Regions from separate parts of the Homo sapiens genome. Here region 2 is linked to region 1. Evidence: read pairs that join two places in POLR2A ChIA-PET (ENCODE). Cell type or tissue: MCF 10A. All regions are shown on one strand. Each heading gives the region's core, and the rest is flanking DNA. Links, peaks and the distances in the headings are about the cores only. Region 1 overlaps DLG5 (discs large MAGUK scaffold protein 5). Region 2 has its middle 22 kb from the start of DLG5-AS1.

What was found. Peaks named below come from ENCODE experiments on the same cell type or tissue, not always from the same donor. Only the 100,000 strongest peaks of a DNase experiment are listed, where the experiment ranks them.
Region 2: POLR2A ChIA-PET joins it to region 1 with 10 read pairs; 8 of 35 experiments call an interaction of 5 or more read pairs at or near these places.

What each region holds. Positions count from the first base shown.
Region 1 is chr10:77,865,543-77,877,597 of GRCh38, forward strand. DLG5 (discs large MAGUK scaffold protein 5) reads right to left here. Exons shown (of 32, transcript NM_004747.4): 2 at 3,587-3,655. Among named protein-coding and RNA genes, the nearest start is that of DLG5, 55 kb to the right of the region's middle. RefSeq lists enhancers at 416-1,173, 1,713-2,912 and a silencer at 11,889-12,055. In MCF 10A, for the core only: no CTCF peak of the experiment used is centred there; DNase peaks (open chromatin) are centred at 4,689, 6,909, 8,149, 8,579 and 1 weaker place.
Region 2 is chr10:77,943,178-77,955,232 of GRCh38, forward strand. It overlaps the pseudogene H2AZP5. Among named protein-coding and RNA genes, the nearest start is that of DLG5-AS1, 22 kb to the left of the region's middle. RefSeq lists silencers at 3,974-4,268, 5,994-6,288 and enhancers at 3,974-4,268, 5,040-5,577, 5,578-6,115, 6,116-6,653. In MCF 10A, for the core only: no CTCF peak of the experiment used is centred there; DNase peaks (open chromatin) are centred at 3,124 and 6,194.

The sequences.
Region 1 (12,055 bases), core at 2,500-10,499:
GCCCAAGAATGTCTCTTCTCCTCCTTAAAACCTCCCCAGTTTTCCAAGATGAGAAATAAAAGGCTACTGAGAAATTAGGTCAGGATGAATGGGGAGGAAAAAAGTACTGATTGCCTGAAACGAGTGTGCAGTCCCCAGGCAGATCCACCAGGTAGGGTCGGGGGCAGGTCACAACAACAGGCGCAGGAAGCGGGGGAGGGCCTCGGGGAAGCTGTGTGTGCTTAGCTGATGAAAACTGCCCGAGGAGGCCTTGGCACAAAGACCTGCTGCCTTTAAGGCTGTTGGCAAAGGTGTGGCGAGTTGTGAGTAGGGCCAGGCTGGAGATCCGAGACCCGACAGACCGCCTGAGAGAACGCTGTCTACACGCCCCAGGCTTCAGCCTCCAATTTCTTCTCATGCTGAATACAACCTGCCATTGTTTTCCCAGCCGTTTCCATTTAGGGAGATGTAAATGGAAAAGTGGAAGTGATGTTTTTATTATAAGGATCTTGCTCTTGCCTTTTCTCAGGTTCCTAAGATCACCATGTGACCTTACCAGCGGCCCCTCCTGCCAGGGCGGTGTGTGCTTGCAAAGACTTCTGCCTCTCATCAGGTGTGGCTGAGCCAGCAGGAACTCCCTGGCAGGTGCTAGAGTGCTCCCAGCCAGGGCCAGCCCCACCAGGCACTCCACCCCGAGGGACTGGTACAAGCCTGGTACAGACATTCTGGTTCCCTTCTCAGGGATGAGGTTGGGCCAGCCCATCTCAAACTGGAGGGCTATTAAGCTGTAGAAACCCTCAGCGTTTCTGATGCAGCAGGGGTGGGAGGAGGCTCAAACCTGCATCTCTAATAAGTGCCCCAGTGGTCCAGCGACCAGGCTTTGTGAGCCACTGGTTTCGGCACAAACAAGCAGCCAACTGTGGTCAATGAAAGGAGGCCATACTGATGGACTCTGGAACAGGTTCCTTTGCTCATAAGAACCCCGCCTTCTTCTTCTGCCACTCACCGCAGATGGCTACAGAGCACTTGAAATGTGGTGGATTTGCCTGAGAAACTAGAAATTTAAATTTCATTTTAATTCATTTAAATTTAAGTAGCCACCTGTGTTTAGTGGCGCCCATACTGGACACTGCAGACCTGGACACTGTCAGGTCTGGATGTGATGGCTGGAGCTGCTGCTACAGACACCCCGCCATGAGACTGTGTGAAGACACCACACAGAGGAGGGCAGAGCTGCATCCCCATGTACTGGCTGACCTCAGCACAGCCTCATATGGGAGCTCATACATTTCCTGATTGGTTAAGGTGGTATGAGTGGGTGTTCCCTGCTGCCTGCACCCAAAGGACAATGGCAATCTCAAGCAGAAGAGCAAGAGAAGCAAAACTCGGTTCCCTGTGAACTCAAGAGGCTTTGCCCAGAAGGGATGCAACCAGTTATTTCAGCATTAAATATCCAGACACAGACAGTACAGACCCATCCTGCTCCAAGAAACACATCAGAGCACTGCACTCTGCCTGCCTGTGATGCCCAGGAAGAGCACAGAGATACTGTTGACGGCTCCATCGCAAGGACTGAGTCAGCTTCAGGTGAGTGCAGAACCAACTGGTGGGTCACGGCCATGACGCTTCTTCCAGAATATGCTGGGGTCCAGCTGCCCAAGAAATATCTTCCTACTCAGGCTGGGAATTCCACCATCAGCAGTAATTGCTATGGGTTAGGCAAATACCCCTCTCTGGAATCCCCTTTTAGAATGCACATGTGCCTAGGAAAGGTAACGATTTAACCCTTGAAATGCCGATGGGAATGAGTTTACTGATTGCTATCTGTTAGACAGATATTGGTGAAGGGTGAAAAACTAGACAGGTCAGAGGAGTATGCTCAGGGCTTACCCAGTCCACCTTAAAAAGCCTCACCTTCCCCATCTACTGATCCTGACTGCCCCACTCCATGCACTTCCTGAAGGGTGAGTCCCACATTCCAAATTCCAACAATCCCATCATTCCATTGATATGTCTCCGGGCACCAAAAGCAGGCAGAACAAAGTAATAGGATACCGTTGGGAGCTTTGAATTGCAGTCCCAGAAGGGCCTGCCCTGAGCCCTAAACAGGATGAGGGTTATGGGAGGAACTGTGTTTTTATGGGTGGAGTTGTGGCCCCCCAAAAGATGCTAAAGTCCCAATCCAGTAAATGTGAATGTGAACCTTATTTGGAAAGGTCAAAGCGTTATCTTTCCGAGGCGCATTTGCATTCTAAAAGGGGAGTCCCGAGAGGGACACTGCTCAGCCCACAGCAGTTATTGCTGATGGTGAAATAGTCTTTACAGATGATCAATTTAAGATGAGGTCTTGCTGCCGTAAGGCAGGCTCCTAGGCCAATCTGACCAGTGTCCTTATTAAAAGGGGAAATTTGGAGACAGACACACATGGACGGAGAACATCATGTGAACACAAAGGCAGAGATCAGTGTGATGTCGGCAAACCAAGGAGCACCAAGGATTACCAGCAAGCCACCAGAAGCGAGGAGAGAGGCCCGGGACAGATCTCTCCCTAGCGCCTTCAGCCTGCGTGGCCTCACTGACACTTTGATCTTGGGCTTCTGTCCTCCAGAACTGTGAGACAATCAATTTCTGCTGTGTAAGCCACCTGGTCTGCGGCACTTTGTTATAGCAGCCCTAGAAAACTAAGATGGAACTCGCCGGCTGGTCACTGTCTTCCCTCTTATCACACTACCTTCCCTTACTGCAGCTACTTATTTAACTGTTTCCCACCAAAAGACCCTAACATCCAGGAGTGTGGGGCCCACATCTGCCTAATTCGCCACTACGGCCCAAGCCCACCTCTGGCACACTGGAGGTGTTCAAGATGTGAGCTGACATATGAAAGAGCTGTCCTGACTAGTTCTAGAATCTCAGGCATGTGACTCCCCCTCCCAGAATGTCAATTTCCCCATCTCTCTGCAGAGGGAAAAGAAAATAATTGGAGTAGATGACCTCTGTGAGTCCTTCGGGCTCAAAAGATGGCCGGGACTCACCACTGAAGGTGTCTGCATCCATCATGGTCAGATCAGGCCATGAGAAACCCCACTAGAGGTGCTAAACAGAGGGAATGGGTCACAGAGGTGTGGGAAGCCTGAGAAACCACTGCGGCCTTCCTGCTGGACTTCAGAGAAGGGCTGGCCTCATTTTATGGGCTTTCTGAAACCCATATTCAGAGAAACACACCCAATTCAGCATGGACTGGCAATGCCTATCCCCAAGGAAACTCCAAAAGGGGTGAGTCTCCTGGGCAGTGGTCACTGAGTTACTACAAGGCCTTTGGGGTTGGGGTGGGGATGGTGGGTCAACAGGCTCCCCTAGAAGCCCTGTGCCCTGACAAAGTAAACAATGGCAAAACATGTGCTTCCCAGCACTCACCTCCCCACCTCCTTCTAACATCAGAACTGGGTTTCTGATGATGGGAGAAAATGTAAATGAAATCAACGGAAGGATGATCCTGTGAGTAATCTGACAAGGGAGAACCAGCTTCCTCTCCCATGAACCCCAGCTGCCTTGGCTTTCACCCAGACCCCTGGCCCACCCGGTGTCCTCCCCAGACAGTGGTACTCACCCACACTGCTGAGGGAGCTGCTGCTTTCTGAGTCTGAGGGCATGGTGGACAGGACGCTGTAGGTAGAACCTGGGGAAAGAGGGGAGACCATGTTACTAACCCCAAGGGGTCACTCGTCTTCACCCCAAGCCAGCTGATCATCAGTCAATGCCAGGCCATGAGAGCTACATGCACCAGGCACTAGAAATCCACATCCACGGGCCAAGCAGAGGAGGCGCGCTCAGCAGATCTGGACTTCGGTGTTTCTGCCAGGCCTCCCACCTCACTTTATCGGCCCCTCCTGCTCTGGGCAGGCGGGCAGAGGGGAACTTGGAGTCAGTCAGCTGGCTTCTTGTTGGGACATCTGGGGAAAGGCTTAGCAAGGGAGTGACATGCCCCAGGTAAACATGGGGTGTGGGGGTTTCCTCCACATCTCTAGCAATATGATTCTGGCTTCCATGCAGAGGGTAACAGAGCAGAAATTAAAGAACAACTGAACTATCTGTTCTTTCTCTGACTGTTCTGCTCTTTAGGTTCTAACTGTATTCAAGCTCAGTTCTTAATAATTTACTTAGTATCTGCCCCCTTATTAAAAGTTACTCCTAAAATGATGAGCAATTGTACCATCACCAAAGCCAGAGGGTAGCACTTTTTTTTGTCCACACTTAATGTTAATTCCTGGTTGTGGACACACAACCACTGTGGTTTGGTTTGAATTCAAATATCTTCAAAACCAGATGTTACCCTCCCAGCACCGGGAAGCCCAGTTTCTGAACCTAGCTCTATGTAGGTGCCCATAGCTGGGTCGTGCTGAGCAAGTAGCTTTTGTTTTCTGGAACTCTGTTTCCTGGTCTGCAAAATGAAGGAGTTCAACCAGATGGCTTATAAGGTCCCTACCCCATCCCCCATCCCCCATCCCCCATCCCATTTCAGCAATTTCCATGATTAATGGAAACAGAAGGTACACTTTGCTCATCAAGACTATGGATGACATAAAATTAAAAGGGAGGGCAAACTGACTCAGAGACTAAATTGGGAGTGGACAAAGCATAACACACAGAGATGGCAGGTCAGATAAAACAAGGACAAATCCAGTGTTTTGTTCTTGGAGCCAAAAGAACTATACAATGAAGAGCGGTATGTACCAGGCCAAGTGGGTGAGCTGGAGATGGAATTTTTGCAATAAGGGCTTTGAACAAGCCTTAGGGCTCTGGCATCAGAAAGCTGCCAAGAACTAATGAGATCCTGGGCTCCACAACAAGAAATGTGGAGGACCACATTTAAGGAGCTCCCAGCAGGGCACGGTGGCTCACACCTATAATCCCAGTGCTTTGGGAGGCCAAGGTGGGCAGATTGCTTCAGCTCAGGAGTTTGAGACCAGCCTGGGCAACATAGTGAAACTCCATCTCTATAAAAAATACAAAAAATTAGCTGGGCGTGGTGGCACGCACCTGTAATCCCAGCTACCTGGGAGTCTGAGGTGGGAGGATCACCTAAGCCCAGGGAAGTCAAGGCTGCAGTGAGCCATGATCATGCCACTGCACTTCAGCCTGGGCAACAAAGTGAGATCCTGTCTCAGAAAAAAAAAACAAAAAACACTCTTCCACTGCAATTCTTGACTAGCCACCCTACACGCATCTTTGGACGGGAAAGAGGAGAAATGAAGAAATGGGGGTAAATGGGGGAGCGGGGCAGGGGAGGGAGATGCACTGTAGGTGGGAGGCCCCTGGGGGACAGGAGAGACCTTGAGGGGAAAGCAGGGAGACTTTGCTGGGGAGGTGAGGACCATGCAGGAGGGCAGAGAGATAGACTGCAGGCAGGCGAGCTAGCAGGCGTGTCCATCAGAAAAAGAGATGAAGGGGGAGAGAAAAAAGAGAAAGCAAGCAAAAAGCAACTTTGGTAATGGCAAGCACTAGGACAGGCGTGACCGGCAATGACCAGTAGCCTCATTATCACATTTTCAGAGACTCTGAAGAATCTGAAGGCGTTGAGCATGGGCTGAAGAGAATGACTGGGGAATGGGTAGGTGTCTTGTCTCTCAATACGACTGTCAGAAGGGATTAGATTTGTTCTTGATGGCCTCCAGCAGCCAAACCAGGAGCAGCGGGTGGATGCTGGAGAAAGCTGCATCTCTAAACAGGTCTGGATGGCCACGGTCAGCACTGCCAGGTATGAAAAGCCTGAGGGTGAGGGGGTGAGACAGTGAGGGAGGCCCAGCACTCAGTGGCATGGATGTCATGGGGAAGTCTGTGCATCTGAAGGGAGATGAAACCAGAAAACCCAGTTCAGCCTTAAAATTCTATGATCCTGCTAATAATGAATAACCCATGCTCCACCTCCCATATCTGAAGTCCAACCCACACTATTAGTTTTGCTGTACATTCAATATCTCTGCATTTTTGTCTCAACAAAAACAATAAGCATCACACTTTTTTTTTTTTTTTTTTTTTTTTGAGACAGAGTCTTGCACTGTCGCCTGGGCTGGAGTGCAATGGCGCGATCTCGGCTCACTGCAACCTCCACCTCCTGGGTTCAAGCGATTCTCCTGCCCCAGCCTCCTGAGTAGCTGGGATTACAGGTGCCCACCACCATGCCTGCCTAATTTTTTCTATTTTTAGTAGAGACAGGGTTTTGCTATGTTGGCCAGGCTGGTCTTGAACTCCTGACCTCGGGATCCACCAGGCCTCAGCCTCCCAAAGTGCTAGGATTACAGGCATGAGCCACCATGTCTGGCCTGCATCACATGTTTTTTTAACCCATCTCTCTTTCTATATCATACACATTACATGTTGCTTCAATATCTGTGAAATAAAGTCAAATGCAATTCGGGCAATCCATTGATATCTTCAAAGAACAAGAACCCAACACAATGCCTATTTTCTAAACTCAACTACCATTTTTTAAATAGTATTTTTTCTTTATGGGGGCAAGGAAGGCTAGCCACTGACATGTTGGTGGATTGTTTTTGGAAGACGTCTACTCAGGAAAGCAGGCACAAATAAATTTCCCCACTCTCACCTCCAGAAATCTCTATGCTCAACCCATCCCAGCTTACGACACTGGCAGCCTGCGCTCCAGATGCCTCTGCTGGAACGCTCCCCTCTTTCTTACTCTTGGCATCAGCAGTGCCCCTTCTTCCAGTAAACTGCCCCTCCTCTTCAAATCGTCTCTCTCCTCCCCTGTGGCAAGTTTCCACTGTTAATTAAGCTTGGCAGATGCCCTTCCCTCTCTCCGCCCACCTACCTCCCTGGCTGGGGGAGTCCACAGGCCAAGCGACACGTTCTGTTCCTCTTCCCTGTCCCTGCAGTCCTGACTGGCCTCTGGGGCCTAACCAGGGCAGCGTGACATCTTTGTGTGCATCTCTGGGCATCACTCCCACCCCCAACCCAGGGAGCTGGCAGGGCTCCTAGGAGCTGGTGGGGGGAGTGGTTAAAATTGGACAGGACCCAGTTTTTACAATGTTCCCAGAGCCTTGGACGTCATTAAGGGGGAAAAAAGGCCCAAAGACGACATTGTCTCGGTCATGCTTTGTCTCTGCGGTTATTGTTGTCCTAAAGGCCTGTGTGGTCAGGACAGTCAGGAAAAGGCAAAAGAAGCCACTGTCCCCCAAAGTCACACGGTGTCCTTTCAAGGCCGGTTGCTTCCATGGGGCGGAGGGGCAGGTGTCGGCGTCATCTACCTCTGGGGTTTCGCCATCAAATTTGGAGTCAAATTTGGTGCTCCTCATCTTCTGCCATGGCCCAATCCAGGAGGAGACAATTTCCCCAGGTTCTCCTGAAGGCACCTCCACCCAACCTGCCCTGAAACCTAGGATGGGCTGCTGTGGAAGGAGAAACAGTGTGGAGGGACATTCTCTACCTCACAGAGTGCCCAGGGCTAAGGGGGACTGTAGGATCAGCCTCCTGATGTGTGTGTGTGTGTGTGCACACACACACACACACACACGAGAGGAGGGCACCAACCACAAACTTGTGCAAGCTACCAAGTACCATGCAGAGGTGCTGATGAGATCCAGAGAAAGTTGGATGATGTGGAAACATTTCCAGAAAAGGGGAGCTTGAGGCCAAGTTTAGACGTGGACATGTGGGCCAGAGCGTGATATAAGGAGATTCTTTACTATCAAAGGAACTACCTGGGCAACGTAAACTCTTATTCAGCAGATGAGGGTGGGGTTTCAGAATGCATTTCTCACAAGCCCCCAGGGCACATGCTCTACACACTGGCCCAGAGCTGGAGTCCACAGGTGGGATGCACATGGAAGCTGCAGCCAAAACCCTGGGAGAGGTGGAAGGAAGCCACTGGGAGGAAGCCAGCCTGGTGACCCTCTGGGACTGGCCCACGGGCACTGTCTGTGTCCTTTCCAAGAGCCCAGCCCCTGATAATTCTGTTTACCCCGTGACTCAGTGCCACTGGGTCACGAAGACCACTTCAAAAGAAATTCCAGGAAAAACCACCCGAACAATAATGGAATGCCCCAGCCCTCCCAGGCCCCCTCCCATAGACCATGAGGCCCAAGAGAGATGGAAGCACGCCCCCAACACACCCCTTCCATTCACCTGGAGCTTGTAAAGGCCCTGGTGACTCACGCTTCCTCTTCGTGAAGCTCACAGTGGCTGAAGGAACTTGTTCCAGCCTTGAACCAGCACACAGAGTTCTCCCTGTCCTCCAGAAGGGCCCAGGCAGAAAGGCAGAGAGCTGACGGCTCACGGTCACAGGGAGGCCAGCACCCCCTACCTCAATCCCCAGGGAAAGGAGAGGGAGACACCAAGCTGCTACTCTCTGGAGCTCTGGGGTCCCTGAAGACAGAGCAGGAAGTGCTGCCTGGGCCCCAGGAGGACAGTCACTTTCAGGGCACCTGCCACATCCTGCCGCCCTCCTCCAGCTCACACTGAGGAACCACAGCCTGACGAACCACAGCAGAATGACCGAAGGTGCCCAATCGCTCCCGGACTCACACGTGTCAGCCAGGTTTCCAACACGTGCCCCCCGCCTAGCATGGCACTGGGCCAGGTTCGGGAGAAAGAATGGCAAGCCAGGGGCTCAAGAGCCTGGAGGTTACTCATCTGCTGTGAGTAGCCTTCAGAAGAAGGCCCTTCTCTCTGAGCCAAACAATAATGATTGCAGCACAGCTGGGGCCAAACTGCTTGGAGTTAACTCCCAGCCCAGCCCCTTATGAGCTGTGTGCTGTTAGGTAAGTCACTCTGCCTCTCTGTGCTTCCACATACTTATCAGTAAAATGGGATGATAGAAGTGCTTATCTCTTAGAGCTGTTTGAGGATAAACTGATTTAATGCAGGTTGAGTATCCCTAATCCAAAAATCTCCAAAATCTGAAACTTTTTGAGCACCAACATGACACCACAGCAGAAAATTCCACACCTGACCTCATGTGATGGGCCAGTCAAAATGCAGGCGCAGGATACAGTTTATTCTGCTTCCTCAAAGGAAAAACAAAATTATCTTCAGGCTATGTGTATATAAGGTGTATATGAAATGAGAATACGTTTCACATCTAGACTTGGGTCCTATCCCCAAGATATCTCATTATGTATATGCAAATATTCCAGAATCTAGAGAAATCCAAACCCCAAAAACACTTCTGGTTCCAAGGATTTCAGATAAGGGATATTCTGCCTGTTTGTGAAAAGTGACTGAAACAGTACCTCGCATAGCCGGTACTCTAAGTGTTAGCTGGTGTTATTATGGTCAGTCCAGACCTGCAGAGGGCCCTTCCAACTCTGCTGTTCAATTCCTCAATTACCTACATGGAAAGCTGTACTAGAGTGACAAGTCACACAATCTACAAGCAAACTGCTGCACTGTATATGGCACTCTCAAGAAAAATAATAGCAGCTAATAGGTACTAAGCACTACTAAGTACTGGGACTGTGCTAAGCACTTTGCATGTATTGCCTCCATTAATTTCCATAACAACCCAAAGGTTGTCATTATTAGTCCCATTTCACAGAGGAAGAAACTAAGAGTTAGAAAAATTAATTTGCTGAAGGTCGTGCTAGGGCTACTAAGAGCACAAACAGGATACAAACCCAGGCAGTCTACCCCAGCGCCTGTGCTCTCAAATCCTACACACAATACTGCTGCCCGGCTCCACAGGGAAGAGCAGTCAGAGAGGACTTCATGGAGGCAGGGGCCTGGAGCTGGCCCTGAAAGGTGGTGGCCTTGGATAAGCACATGAGAAGCCCGATCAGCTTGCAGGAGACAACAGGCGGAACCCATTTCTCTGGAAGGGTAAGAAGTCTCAGAGCAGGGCTGGCTTGGGCCAAGGCCCCCCAGCCTCTATTCCCTGGGAATGGGCTCACCTCCTCCCTGCCCACCTCCCCACACCGAGACAACACTCAATAGGCATTCTGAGCTGAGCCACTTCCACCCAAGTGGGAAGAAAGAGAAGGAGCTGTGGCTTCATGGCCCCCATTCCATACCCATGCCTGTGCTGCCTGCAGAGGGGAGTCGCAGTGTGTGGGCAAGCCTGCACTCAAGAGCCACTCAATTCTGTGAACTGCAGAGATGAGGAAGGAGGTGACCGTGAAAGTTGCGGAGTGCTATCACCTTTGGCAGAGCCCACCTTCTCTGTTTTAAAGACCTCCTGGGATGCTGGGGGGACAGAGGGCTCATATCCTACTATTAGGCTACTAGGAAGCCTGCTTGCAGAACCATGCTCAGTTCTCAGGAGGGAAGAAAGGTGGCAGGGAAAAAAAAAAGAAAAGAAAAAACTACACTCAGGGCAGCCCCAGCCCCTCCCTAGGGGCTCGGCCTCCTACCCTTTAAAAGCACGGCCCAAGGCTACAGACACTGAAACCCAAACTGGGAAGCGGACAAGGCCCAGTATTTCAGGGAGGTATAGGTTGACCATGGCCCTGGAATGGAGCAACCACAGACACTGGCATGTCATCAAGGAAGTCCTGCTGATGCGCCTTATATGCCACCCGAGGGTGGGAAAATCCTACTCTTGGTTTGTAAGTTAAGATTTAATATTTGTTTTCCTCAACTGAGATAATGCTATAGTATTTTCCACCAAGTTTTGGAACAAGCAGCATCACTGCGCTAAAAAAAAAAAAAATCATAATGATGTGGATTCCCCCTATTTCTGGTCGTTATAAGAACTGCTCACCTATCTTTAAAAGGTAAAGGTGGCCAGGTGAGGTGGCTCATGCCTGTAATCCCAGCACTTTGGGAGGCTGAAGCAGGAGGATCACTTAGGTCAGGAGTTCAAGACCAGCCTGGGCAATATAGCAAGACCCCATCTCTCTTTTTTTTTTTTTTTTTTTGAAAGAGAGTCTCACTCTGTTGCCCAGGCTGGAGTGCAGTGGCACAATCTTAGCTCACTGTAACCTCCACCTCCCAGGTTCAAGCTATTCTCGAGCCTCAGCCTCCTGAGTAGCTGGGACTACAGGCATGCACCACCATGCCTGGCTATTTTGTATTTTTTAGTAAAGACGGGGTTTCACCACGTTGGCCAGGCCGGTCTCGAACTCCTGACTTCAGGTGATCCACCCCAAAATGCTGGAATTACAGGCATGAGCCACCACACCCAGCCAATCCCATCTTTTTTTTCTAAGAGGAAGGAAGGAAGGAAGGAAGGAAGGGAGGGAGGGAGGGAGGGAAGGAAGGGAAGGAAGGAAGGAAAAAAAAAAAGTAAAGGGGAAGGGGCATTGCCCAGATAATTGGAGATTTAACCTCAGGTATGCAGTGAGATCTGTGTGGGGTGGCAGGAAGGAAGATGATGGCTGCCGAGCTCTCTGTCCATTCTTTTTTTTTTTTTTAAACTTTATATTTTAAAATAAATAGAGACAGGGTCTCTCTTTGTTGCCCAGGCTGGTCTCAAACTTCTAGGCTCAAGCAATCTGCTCGCCTCAGCCTCCCAAAGTGCTGGGATTACAGGTGTGCGCCACCACACCTGGCTTTTGTGTCCATTCCTTAACACATTCCCTAACCCCTTCCCACTGGACTTTTGAGGCCATTTATAAAATAATGAACTAAATTGCCTGAACCTGAGAAAACTCTCGTATCAATTTTGCCATCTGTGACTCCCCTCCCTTCCCCACCCAAAATGCCCCAAGGCAAAAATATGTAAAGAGAGGGAAAACAAAACATGTGCACCCCAGAATTAAATCATTCAGTACCATGCAAGACCCTTCACTCGCTAACTACAGGACTGGTTTTGGTCTTTTTCTTTACTTTTTTTTTTTTCCTCTTTTAAGTGGCAAGTGACAGGGACTAAAAAAAAATAAAATAAAACTAGCACATAAAGGAAAGATGGAAGTTTGTTGAATTTCGAGGGATGAAAAGAGTCCACAGTTGGATAGCCTGCTTGTCTTCATCAGCGAAGCAAAGGCTCCTGGAGGCTTTGGGATGAGCACAAAGCCTGTGTCTGATGAAAGCCACCCTCTTTGTTCTGCCTCCCTTCAGAGCTGCCGGGCTGCAGGTTGGGGATGGGAGCAGGGAGGGAGGGAAGGCAGTGGGAGGACCTAAG
Region 2 (12,055 bases), core at 1,934-9,933, 77 kb after region 1:
GCAGCTGTCTCCATGGTTGCGCCAGGTAGTGAAGGATACAGGGCAGCAGGAAACGAGTCCCGGTTCTCAGGTGGATCCCGTGCTTCCACCTCTGTTAGAGCCCAGGCCCTGAGGGCATAGGGCCAAATTGCCACAGAGCTCCAGAGAAATCTGTCTCTCCCGTCCCCCACCCTAAGACTGAGCTGCTGGAGGAAAGAGGCCAGGTTTGTTTCCTTTTATTGGTTAACTCTCTTCAGTCGCCCCTTTCTCCTGCAGACACCTTGGGGACTTTTAGTAATTGTCAGCTGAATGAATAAATTAATGACAGAGGGAGACAGACGTGTTAACAGCTAACAGTAATTCAAGCAGAATGGAGTAAGTGCTAAATAGTGGTGGAATGAGTCATGAATGCTGACAGGGAAGGAAGAGGGAAAAAGGCATTCATTCTCTCCCCCTCCACTGTCAAAACAGTGCCTTCACTCTTCCTCCCTCCATCTCTCTTACAGGCACCAGAGAGCAGAAAATGTATGTGTATAGTTTCAAGAACAGTTCCAAAGCAAACACCCATATAGTCACCCCCATGTGCTGGCCCCCAGGATAAGAAATAGAACCTTGCCAGAACCTCAGAAGCCTTTCCTGGCCCCCTCCATGACATCATCATTCCCCGCCTCTTGCCCTCATCTAACTTCTAATCTGATTCTGAGGGGAATCATTTTCTTACTTTTCTTTTTTTTTTCTCCTTCTTTTTTTTTTTTTTTTTGAGACAGAGTCTTTCGCTCGGTCACCCAGGCTGGAGTGCAATGCCATGATCTTGGCTCACCGCAACCTCTGCCTCCCGGGTTCAAGGGATTCTCCTGCCTCAACTTCCCAAGTAGCTGGGATTACAGGCATGCGCCACCACACTTGGCTAATTTTGTATGTTTAGTAGAGATGGGGTTTCACCATGTTGGCCAGGCTGGTCTTGAACTCCCTGCCTCAAGTGATCCACCCACCTTGGCCTCCCAAAGTGCTGGGATTACAGGCGCGAGCCACCGTGCCTGGCTCATTTTCTTACTTTTCTTAATTTTTTTTTTTTTTTTTTTTTGAGACAGAGTCTCGCTCTGTTGCCCAGGCTGGAGTGCAGTGGCGCAATCTCGGCTCACTGCAACCTCTACCTCCTGGGTTCAAACGATCCTCCTGCCTCAGCCTCCCAAGTATCTGGGATTATAGGCACCTGCCACCACGCCCAGCTAATTTTTGTATTTTTTGTAGAGATGGACTTTCACCATGTTGGCCAGACTGCCTCTGGTCTCGAACTCCTGACCTCAAGTGATCTGCCTGCCTTGGCCTCCCAAAGTGTTGGGATTACAGGCATTACCACTGCCTCTGGCCATTTTCTTACTTTTCTTTATTGTTTGACTGTGAATGTCTATGTCACAAGACAAGACGTTGCCTTGTTTTGAATTTATGACCACACGTTTTCTTCTGTGGCTTGCTTTCCTTGTGCAATATTTTTTGGACTTTTGCCTGTGTCGATGCTTGTGGTGGTAGGTATACATTCTCACTGCTGCATGGCCGATTCTATTGTGTAAACATACCACAACTTACTTAGCCATTCTCCTGTGGATGGTCATTTGGATTGTGTCCAGTCTTTGGCAATTACTAGCAATGCTGCTGTATGTGACTCCTAATGCACACATCTATTTAATATATTTAAGAGGAAGTGCTGGGTCATGGGGTATGTGATTTTCAACTTTCCCAGCTAGTGCCTAACTGTTTTCTGAAATGCATCTGCTTCTAGACTGTCTCATTTGCAGTTCAACTTACTCAGTAGCACTAGGGTAGTCTCTCCTAACAGGTAATACCAATTGAACTCTCTTAGTTTCATCAGGGTAAGCGTTTGGGGAAAGGGGAGGATAAAAATGGTTAGGTGTGGCCGAGTGTGGTAGCTCATGCCTGTAATCCCAGCACTTTGGGAGGCCAAGGTGGGCGGATCACAAGGTCAGGAGATGGAGACCATCCTGGCTAACATGATGAAACCCTGTCTCTACTAAAACTACAGAAAAATAAGCTGAGTGTGGTGGTGTGTGCCTGTAGTCTCAGCTACTTGGGAGGCTGAGGCAGGAGAATGGCGTGAACCCAGGAGGCGGAGCTTACAGTGAGCTGAGATCACGCCACTGCACTCCAGCCTGGGTGACACAGTGAGACTCCATATCAAAAAAAAAAAAAGAAAAGGTCAGGTATGGTGGCTCACACACTAGCACTTTGGGAGGGAGGCTAAGGAAGGAGGATCACTTGAGTCCAGGAATTAGAGGCTGTAGTGAGCTATTATCATACCCCTGTATGCCAGCCTGGGCAACAGACTGAGTCCCTATCTCAATAAAAAAAAAAAGAGGAGAAGAAAAATGGTGTATAGAGACCCCCGATGGGAGTAAGCCCAAGGTTCATTGGCTACTGTGACAGTCAGTTAAATTATTTTTTTCTGGCTGGGTGCAGTGGCTCATGCCTGTAATCCTGCACTTTAGGAGGCTGAGGTGGGCAGATCAATTAAGGTCAGGAGTTTGAGACAAGCCTGACCAACATTGCAAAATCCTGTCTCTACAAAAATACAAAAATTAGCCAGGCGTGGTGGCGGGCGCCTGTAATCCCAGCTACTAGGGAGACTAAGGCAGGAGAATCACTTGAACCTAGGAGGCAAAGATTGCAGTAAGCCAAGGTCATGCCACTGCACTTCAGCCTGGGCGACAGAGCAAGACTCTGTCTCAAAAAAACAAAAACAAACACAAAAAAACCCAAAATAAAAAATTATTTTTTTCTGTGAGTAACAGAAATCCCCAAATAACAGCAGATTAAACAAAACAGAAATACATTTCTCTCCCACATAAATGAAAGTCTGAAGTCAGCTATCCAGACTGATACAGTGCTCCACGAGGTAGGTTCCTTTGCTCTTGTTCCACTGTCTCTGCAAATGGCTTGAGCTGCTTGAGCTCCAGCCATCACGTCTATATCCTAGCCAACAAGAAGGAGGAAAGACAAAAAGAAATTTTTGTCTCTTTCCTTTGAATACACTTTCAGAAAGTCACACAGGCACTGCATATATTCCAGTGGCCAGAGCTTAATCTCACAGAAAGAAAGATCTGCAAGTGATACTGGGAAATGTAGTCCTTGTTCTTGGTGGCTGTGTGCCCAGCTAAAATCCGGGAGTTTCATGATTAAGGAAGGAGGGAGAATGGATTTTGCAGGACAATGAACAATCTCTGCTATGGATATCCTTGCTCAGGAAAGCACTTCTGGGTAGGTCTGCCTAATGCCCTCACCACACACACTTACAGATACATATCTCAGAAGTCGAAATGGAGAGTAAAGTAGGTATTTAGCAATGCCATGTCTTTATTTATTTTATTTTATGTTATTTTATTTTTTGAGACAGTTTTGCTCTTGTTGCCCAGGCTGGAGTGTAATGGCGCGTTCTCCGCTCATTGCAACCTCTGCTTCCCAGTTCAAGCAATTCTCCTGCTTCAGCCTCCCAAGTAGCTGGAATTACAGGCATGTGTCACCATGCCCCGATAATTTTGTATTTTTGGTAGAGACAGGGTTTCACCAGGTTGGCCAGGCTGGTCTCAAACTCCTGACCTCAGGTGATCCGACCACCTCAGCCTCCCAAAGTGCCAGGATTACAGGCATGAGCCACCTTGCCTGTCAATGCCATGTCTTTAAATATTACAAGATATACTCTCTGTTCATCTAGGAAACTGTGGTGCCCAAATGGTGAGTATAATTAGTTATTTTAGGCAAATACTCTGCTGGATCATATGGCAATTTTTTTTTTTTTGAGATGGAGTCTTACTCTGTCGCCCAGGGTGGAGTGAAGTGGTGCCATCTCGGTTCACTGCAACCTCCTCCTTCTGGGTTCAAGCAATTCTCCTGCATCAGCCTCCTGAATAGCTGGGACTACAGGCACTTGCCACTTTACTTGGCTAATTTTTGTATTTTCACCATGTTGGCCAGGCTGGTCTTGAACTCCTGACCTCAGGTGATCCACCAGCCTCGGCCTCCCAAAGTGCTGGGATTACAGGTGTGAGCCACTGTGCCCGGCCTGGATCATATGGTAATTCTATGTTTTATTTATTTACGAGACAAGGTCTCACTCTGTCATCCAGGCTGGAGTGCAGTCATGTGATCATAGTTCACTGCAACCTTGAACTCCTGGGCTCAAGGTATCCTTCTACGTCTGCCTCCCAAAGCGCTGAGATTACAGGCATGAGCCACCACATTCAGCCTATGTTGAATTTTTTTTTTTTTTTTTTTGAGATAGGGTCTCGCTCTGTTATCCAGGCTGGAGTGCAGTGGTGTGATCACAGCTCACTGCAGCCTCCACCTGGCTCAAGTGATCCTCCTGCCTCAGTTTCCCAAGTAGCTGGCACCACAGGTGCACACCACCATGCCCAGCTAATTAAAAATTTTTTTTGCAGAGATGGGGACCTCTCTGTGTTGCCCAAGCTGGTCTTGAACTCCTTACCTCAAGTGATCCTCTTGCTTTGGCCTCCCACAGTGCTGAGACTATAGGTGTCAGCCACCATGCCTGGTCTATGCTTAATTTTCTGAGGGACTGCCACACTCTTTTCCATAGCAGATGCATGATTGTACATTTCCACCCAGAGTGCACAAAAATTTCAGTTTCTCGGCCTGGCACAGTGGCTCACGCCTGTAATCCCAGCACTTTGGGAGGCCGAGGTGGGCAGATCATGAGGTCAGGAGATCGAGACCATCCTGGCTAACACAGTGAAACCCCGTCTCTACTAAAAATACAAAAAAATTAGCTGGGCGTGGTGGCGGGCGCCTGTAGTCCCAGCTACTCGGGAGGCTGAGGCAGGAGAATGGCATGAACCTGGGAGGCGGAGCTTGCAGGGAGCCGAGATCGTGCCACTGCACTCCAGCCTGGGTGACAAAGCGAGACTCTGTCTCAAAAAAAAAAAAAAAAAAAAAAAAAATTTCAGTTTCTCCATATCCTTGCTAAGGCTGGTTATTTTCTGGTTTTTATTTATGTTTAAAATATGTATTTATTTACTTATAGAGACAGAGTCTTGCTCTGTTGCCCAGGCTGGAGTGCAGTACAGTGGCATGATCATAGCTTACTGCAGGATTGAACTCCTGGGCTCAAGGATCTTACTATCTCAGCCTCCCCAGTAGCTGGGACTATAGGCATGTGTGACCATGCCTGGCTAATTTTTTAATTTTATGTAGAGACAGGTTCTGGCTATGTTGTCCAGGCTGGTCTCCAACTCCTGGCCTCAAATGACCCACCCGGTTTGGTCTCCCACAGTGCTGAGATTACAGATGTGAGCCACTGTGCCCAGTCTATTTTTAAATATATTCTTAAATTTTTCATTGTAACCATCTTTTTTTTTTTTTTTTTTTTTTTGAGACAGGGCCTCATTTTGTCCCGCAGGCTGGAATGCAGTGGCACAATCTTGGCTCACTACAGCCTCTACCTCCCGATTCAAGCAACCCTCCTGCCTCAGCACCCCAAAGTAGCTGGGACTACAGGTGCATGGCACCACGCCTGCCTAATTTTAAATGTCTTTTTTGTAGAGGCGGGGTTTAGCTGTGTCGCCCAGGCTGGTCTTGAACTCCTGAGCTCAAGCGATCCTCCCGCCTTGGCTTCCCAAAGTGCTGGGATTACAGGCATGAGCCACCGCGCCCAGCCAGATAGTAGCCATCTTAATGGAGTGAGATGGCTTACTTTTAAACATTATTTCTAAACTGAACCCAGACCCTGGCATATTAGAGGTGGTTACACAGTGAACGCATTTGACGAACAGTCAAGGTAATTTTGTTTTCCAGGGTTTGCTCCATGAATAAACAATCTCTGAGAGGCTAGTATCTTGTCCAAGGTCAAGAGCCTGAATTTGAATTGTCTGACTGAAAGGCAGCATGTTCTCTACTAGTCACCTCTCTACCTGGTTCCACCCTATGCAAGGCAAACAAACGCAGAAGAAAGAAACCCATTGCCGTGCAAAATCCAGTGATTCCAAACCCAACCAGCCCACCAGGGATGTTCTGGGAGTCCGAGCTGGGGACAGGAGCACAGCCAGCCCTAGCCAGCCCTCCCCCCACCACACTCAGTGCCTGGCGGGGCAGAGCGAGTCACATTTCAGCCTCACTCACAGGCCAGCTTGAAATTCGGCCCAGCCGCCACTGCCTCCTGAGAACTCCTCCGGATGCCTGCAGGCTTATGCGGGGCTGAGTCACTTCCTCACCTTAATTCTCCCCTAATACCTTCCCTTTCTCTGCTGCTTTACTCCTGGCACCACTGTCTGGGTGTGGAATGTCTGGGGAAGCTGTGCAGGTGGGTTGGCTGAGCTGTCTGCCCAGATACCACAAACATGGCTGGGGAGAGAGGATGCAGGGGTAAAAGTAAAGCCAGATTTGTCTGCTGGCTCTTAAGCGCATCCTAATCCCCTCAGTCAGTTTGATCTTCGCAAACATGAGCACAGGTCAATATCTCTAAGCTTGGGTCCTGAGGGGCTGGTGGAGGATGGAGCAGAGGATGGATGAAGAGGAACAGGAAGTGAGGGGAGAGTGATGGCTGCTTTGGCTTTTAGAAACTTCCATCCCACATTACTTTCCCTAGGGAAGCTCCCACCTCCCATCCCTGGGAGAACAGACTGCATCCTGGAAGGTCAAGTTCCAGGTCATGTTAAATATGATGGTTTCCTGGATGAGTCTAAGGACATATCATTAATATCTTCAGCCTATTTCCAGAAGTCCTGCTGTTCCTCTTACCTACATGTATGCTGTTCTTCCCTGTGTACAACTTAACTTTCCTTTTCAGGTTTCGGATGCTTTGTCTGTACATTGCTTTGTGTGTTTGCCTGCCTCAGCTTGTACTTTCGGAGATAGAAATTGGGTCAAAGTTTTAATTTTTATTTAAGTTATTCATTTATATAGTTTAAAAAGTCAAGGGATGGTGCAAGATTTATGAAAAAGAGCCCTCTCCCTTCCCCTTAGCAGAGATAATCATCTTCACCTTTTTTCTTTTTTTTTTTTTTTTGAGACAGAGTGTCGCTCCATTGCCCAGGCTGGAGTGCAGCGACGTGATCTCGGCTCACTGCGACCTCCACCTCCCGGATTCAAGAGATTCTCCTCCTGCCTCAGCCTCCCGAGTAGCTGGGACTACAGGCGTATGCCACCATACCTGGCTAATTTTTGTATTTTTAGTAGAGATGGGGTTTCTCCATGTTGGCCAGGCTGGTCTTGAACTCCTGACCTCAAGTGATCTGCCCGCCTCGGCCTCCCAAAGTGCTGGGATTACAGGTGTGAGCCAGCATTCCTGGCCATCTTCAATTTTTATAGCTCATTCTTTTGGCATTTGTCTCCATTTCCCTCAATAATATTATTTTATTACTACGTCATGATTTTTCAGTTTTAGGCACTATTTATTGTCTTCCATACTTGAACAACCCATGCACCCTTCCTGGCCTCCATCTTTCCACTACAGTCATACAATAATTTGGTTAGAGCAATAGCCAGTTTTTACATTAATACCACTATGTAAAGACTATTACCATGTGATGGACTATGCACAATTTTTTATTTTCCCTGGAGCTAATAATTATCTCCGCCCCCACCCCAATTCATTTACTTAGTTTCCTATGTGTTTAATGCCAAGCTCTTTCAGTTGTTATAATCTTCCCTTAATACTTTCAGATGATATTCTACCAATTTTATTTTCTTGAAGAAATCTCTCTTAGACATGGCTGGGCACGGTGGCTCATGCCTGTAATCCCAGCACTTTGGGAGGACAACATGGGTGGATCGCCTGAGGTCAGGAGTTTGAGACCAGCCTGGCCAGCATGGTAAAACCCCATCTCTACTAAAAACACAAAAAATTATCTGGGCGTGGTGGCAGGTGCCTGTAATCCCAGCTACTCGGGAGGCTGAGGCAGGAGAAGTGCTTGAATCGGGGAGGCAGAGTTTGCAGTGAGCCGAGATCGCACCATTACACTCCAGCATGGGTGACAAGAGCAAAACTGCATCTCAAAAAAAAGAAAAGAAGAAATCTCTCCTAGACATTTCTGACCTTATCTGGTCTAGGCTGGTTGTCCTATAGGACTGTTGCATTGTCGTCATCTTGCAATCTCTTTTTACCAACATCCTGGGGGATTCTCTTTATCTATCACATGTCAGATTCCTGTTTCCCCTTGTCTTTTTCTTGGTTTACTACCTTATCATCCAGGAGCCTCCTGAGTATATAAACATTTTTTTCTGAACCTTAAATGACTCAAATGTCTTTTTCTATCTTCAACCTTGATTGATAGTTTGGTTCTGTAGTCCCAGCTACTCGGGAGGCTGAGGCAGGAGAATGGCGTGAACCAGGTGGGCAGAGCTTGCAGTGAGCCGAGATTGCGCCACTGCACTCCAACCTGGGCGACAGAGCAAGACTCCATCTCAAAAAAAAAAAAAAAAAAAAAAAAAAAAGATAGTTTGGTTGGGTATAAAATTTTAAGTTGAATGGCTGGGTTCCATGGCTCACACCTGTAATCCCAGCCCTTTGGGAGTACGAGGTGGGTGGATCACTTAAGGTCAGGAGTTTGAGACTTGGTGAAACCCTGTCTCTACTAAAAATACAAAAAATTAGCCAGGTCTGGTGGCTCATACCTATAATCCCAGCTACATGGGAGACTGAGGCAGGAGAATTGCTTGAAGTCAGAAGATGGAGGTTGCAGTGAGCTGAGATCGCGCCACTACACTCCAGCCTGGGCAACAGAGTGAGACTTTGTCTCAAAAATAAAAAAAAAAAAAGAATTATGTTGGAGATGATTTTCCTTTGGAAGTTTGAAAGCATTGCTTATCTTCTAACTTCCAGTGCATCTATTGAGACATTCAAGGCACTCTAATGCCTGACCTCCTCCCCTTTCCCTTTGGAAACTTGCAGGATCTTCTCTTTGTCTTCAGTGTTCTGAATTATAATGATTTGTCTTGATGTTGGTCTCTTTTCATCCATTGGGCCAAGAAATCTTGGGCCCTTTTAAACTGGAAATATATGTCTCCGTTTTTGAAAATTTTCTTTGGGTATTTTATTTTATTTTATTTTATTGAGACAGAGTCTTGCTCTGTCGCCCAGGCTGGAGTGCAGTGGTGCAATCTCGGCTTACTGCAACCTCCGCCTCCCAGGTTCAAGCGATTCTCCTGCCTCAGCCTCCTGAGTAGCTGGGATTACAGGTGCCTGTCACCACACCCGGATAATTTTTTGTATTTTTAGTACAGATGAAGTTTCACTATGTTGGCCAGGCTGGTCTCAAACTCCTGACCTTGTGATCCACCCGCCTTGGCCTCCCAAACTGCTGGAATTACAGGTGTGAGCCACTGTGCCCAGCCCAGGTGTTTTTTTAATCATTTCCTCCATTCCTTTTTCTCTGTTGTTTTTTGTTTATTTTTGTTTATTTTTTTAATGGAATTCCTATTATTCAGGAAGTGGAATTCCTGTATTAGGCCTCTAATTTTCTTATCTATTCTCTCCTATTTTCTGTGACTATGTTTTTGTAAGATTTCCTCAATTTTATATTCCAATCCTTCTACTGAGTTTTTGATTTCTCACATTATATTTTTAAGTTTAAAGAGCTCCTTTTTTGTCCTTTGAATGTTCCCCTAAACAAAAAAAAACAATAGTGGCCAGGCATGGTGGCTCATACCTGTAATCCCAGCACTTTGGGAGGCTGAGGTAGAGGACTGAGATCAGGAGTTCAAAACCAGCCTGGGCAGCAAAGTGAGACCCCATCTCTACAAAAAAATAAAAAAATTAGCTGAGTGTGATGGCATGTGCCTGTAGCCCCAGCTACATGGGAGGCTGAAGCAGGAGGGTTGCTTGATTCCAGGAGGTCAAGGCTGCAGTGAGCCATATTCGCACCACTGTACTCCAGCCTAGGTGACAGAGTGAGACGCTGTCTCAAAAACAAACAAAAACAACCAAAACCCCAACAGTATTGTGTTTTTGTCTCAGGTTTATATATTTGCATATGGAATGTCTATATAAATTATGTTCTTGCTGGGCATAGTGGTTTGCACCTGTAGTGCCAGTTCCTGGGGACGCTGGGGCAGGAAGATCACTTGAGCCCAGGAGTTCTGGGCTGTAGCATGCTATGCCGATCGGGTGCTAAGTTCGGCATCAATATGATGACCTCCCAGGAGCAGAGGACCACCAGGTTGCCCAAGGAGGGGTGAACTGGCCCAGATCAGAAAAGGAGCAGGTTGGCAGTTTAAATTGCATTGCATTGAAGAAATAGGTGGTGGGATCTTGCTGGGTGTTTGATTAGCCCTTTCTCTGTCTTGCTTGTTTGAGCTTCAGCAGAATTCAAAATGACTGGCAATAAGGCTGGGAAGGACTCTGGAAAAAAACAAGACAAAGGCGGTTTCCCACTCGCAGACAGCTGGCCTGCAGTTCCCAGTGGGACATATTCATCGACACCTGAGATCTAGGACGACCAGTCATGGGCATGTGGGTGCAAATGCCGCAGTGCATAGCATAGCCATCCTGGAGTAACTCACCACAGAGCTACCTGAACTGGCAGCAAAGGCATCAAAAGACTTCAAGGTAAAGCGTATTACCCTTCGTCACTTGCAACTTGCTGTTTGTGGAGATGAAGAATTGGATTCTGTCATCGAGGCTACAGTTGCTGATGGTGGTGTCATTCCACACACTCACAGATCTCTGATGGGGAAGAAAGGACAACAGAAGGCTGTCTAAAGGCTGCCTGGATTCCTTATTATCTCGAGACTCTAAGTACCTTACCAGCTGTCCAGCGTGGTGATTCCAGTAGGCTGTATCTCTGTGAAAAACATAATTTCATCTTTTTCTTTCTTTTTTTTTTAGACAGAGTTTTGCTCTTGTTGCCCAGGCTGGAGTGCAATGGCATGATCTCAGCTCACTGCAACCGCCTCCTGGGTTCAAGCTATTCTCCTGGCTCAGCCTCCTAAGTATCTGGGTTTACAGGTGCCTGCCACCATGCCCGGCTAACTTTTGTATTTTTAGTAGAGACGGGTTTCATCATGTTGGTCAGGCTGGCCTCGAACTCCTGACCTCAGGTGATCTGCCTGCCTCGGCCTCCCAAAGTGCTGGGATTACAGGCGTAAGCCACCACCCCCAGCCCAATTTTGTCTTTTTGTAATTGTGTCTGAGCAAGTTGGAAGTTTAATTAGCTTTCCAACTGACCAATTTCTGCATTCTAGTCTTAACCATATTTAATTGTTACTATGGCTTCAAAGAAGCTATTGATTCCAAAGTAGTGGGTTTTGATTGAGTTTTTTAAAAACTGGATTTTAACAGTGATGCAGAAGTTATAGTAACAAACATTTGGTTTTGTACAGGCATTATTTCCACTCTGGTGCATAAGCTCAATAAAGGTCATATCCCAAACTAAAAAAAGAAATGGAGCAGGTCAAAACTCCCATGCTGATCAGTTGATCAGTAGTGGGATTATGCCTATGAATAACCACTGCACTCCAGTCTGGGCAACATAGCAAGACTCTGTCTCAGAAAGGGGGAAAAATATCCATGTAAGTATTATGTCTGTTTTTGATAGTATTGTGTTCTTGTTTCAGAAATGCATGTTTGTTTTTGTTTGTTTGTTTGTTTTTTTGAGACAGAGTCTTGCTCTGTCGCCCAGGCTGGAGTGCGGTGGTGTGATCTCTGCTCATTGCAACCTCCGCCTCCTGGGTTCAAGAGCTTCTCCTGCCTTGGCCTCCCATGTAGCTGGGACTACAGGCGCCTGCCAACGTGCCTAGCTAATTTTTGTATTTTTAGCAGAGGCAGGGTTTCACCATGTTGGCCAGGCTGGTCTCGAACTCCTGACCTCAAATGATCCACCCACCTCGGCCTTCCGTGCTCAGCCTGATGCATATTTTTAAGATCTCGCTAAGAAATAATAATGATAGGGTTTTTGCCGTATTTTTAAAAGTTCTCTTTTCCCTGCATAAAATAGTTTTCTCCAAGTAGGTTTTTCCATTTATTTTTATCTCTGCCTTTCATGTTAGAGACTTTGGTCAGATGTCTGATGACTTGGTTATCTGAGTAGGGGCACTAAAAAGCTGATTGAAA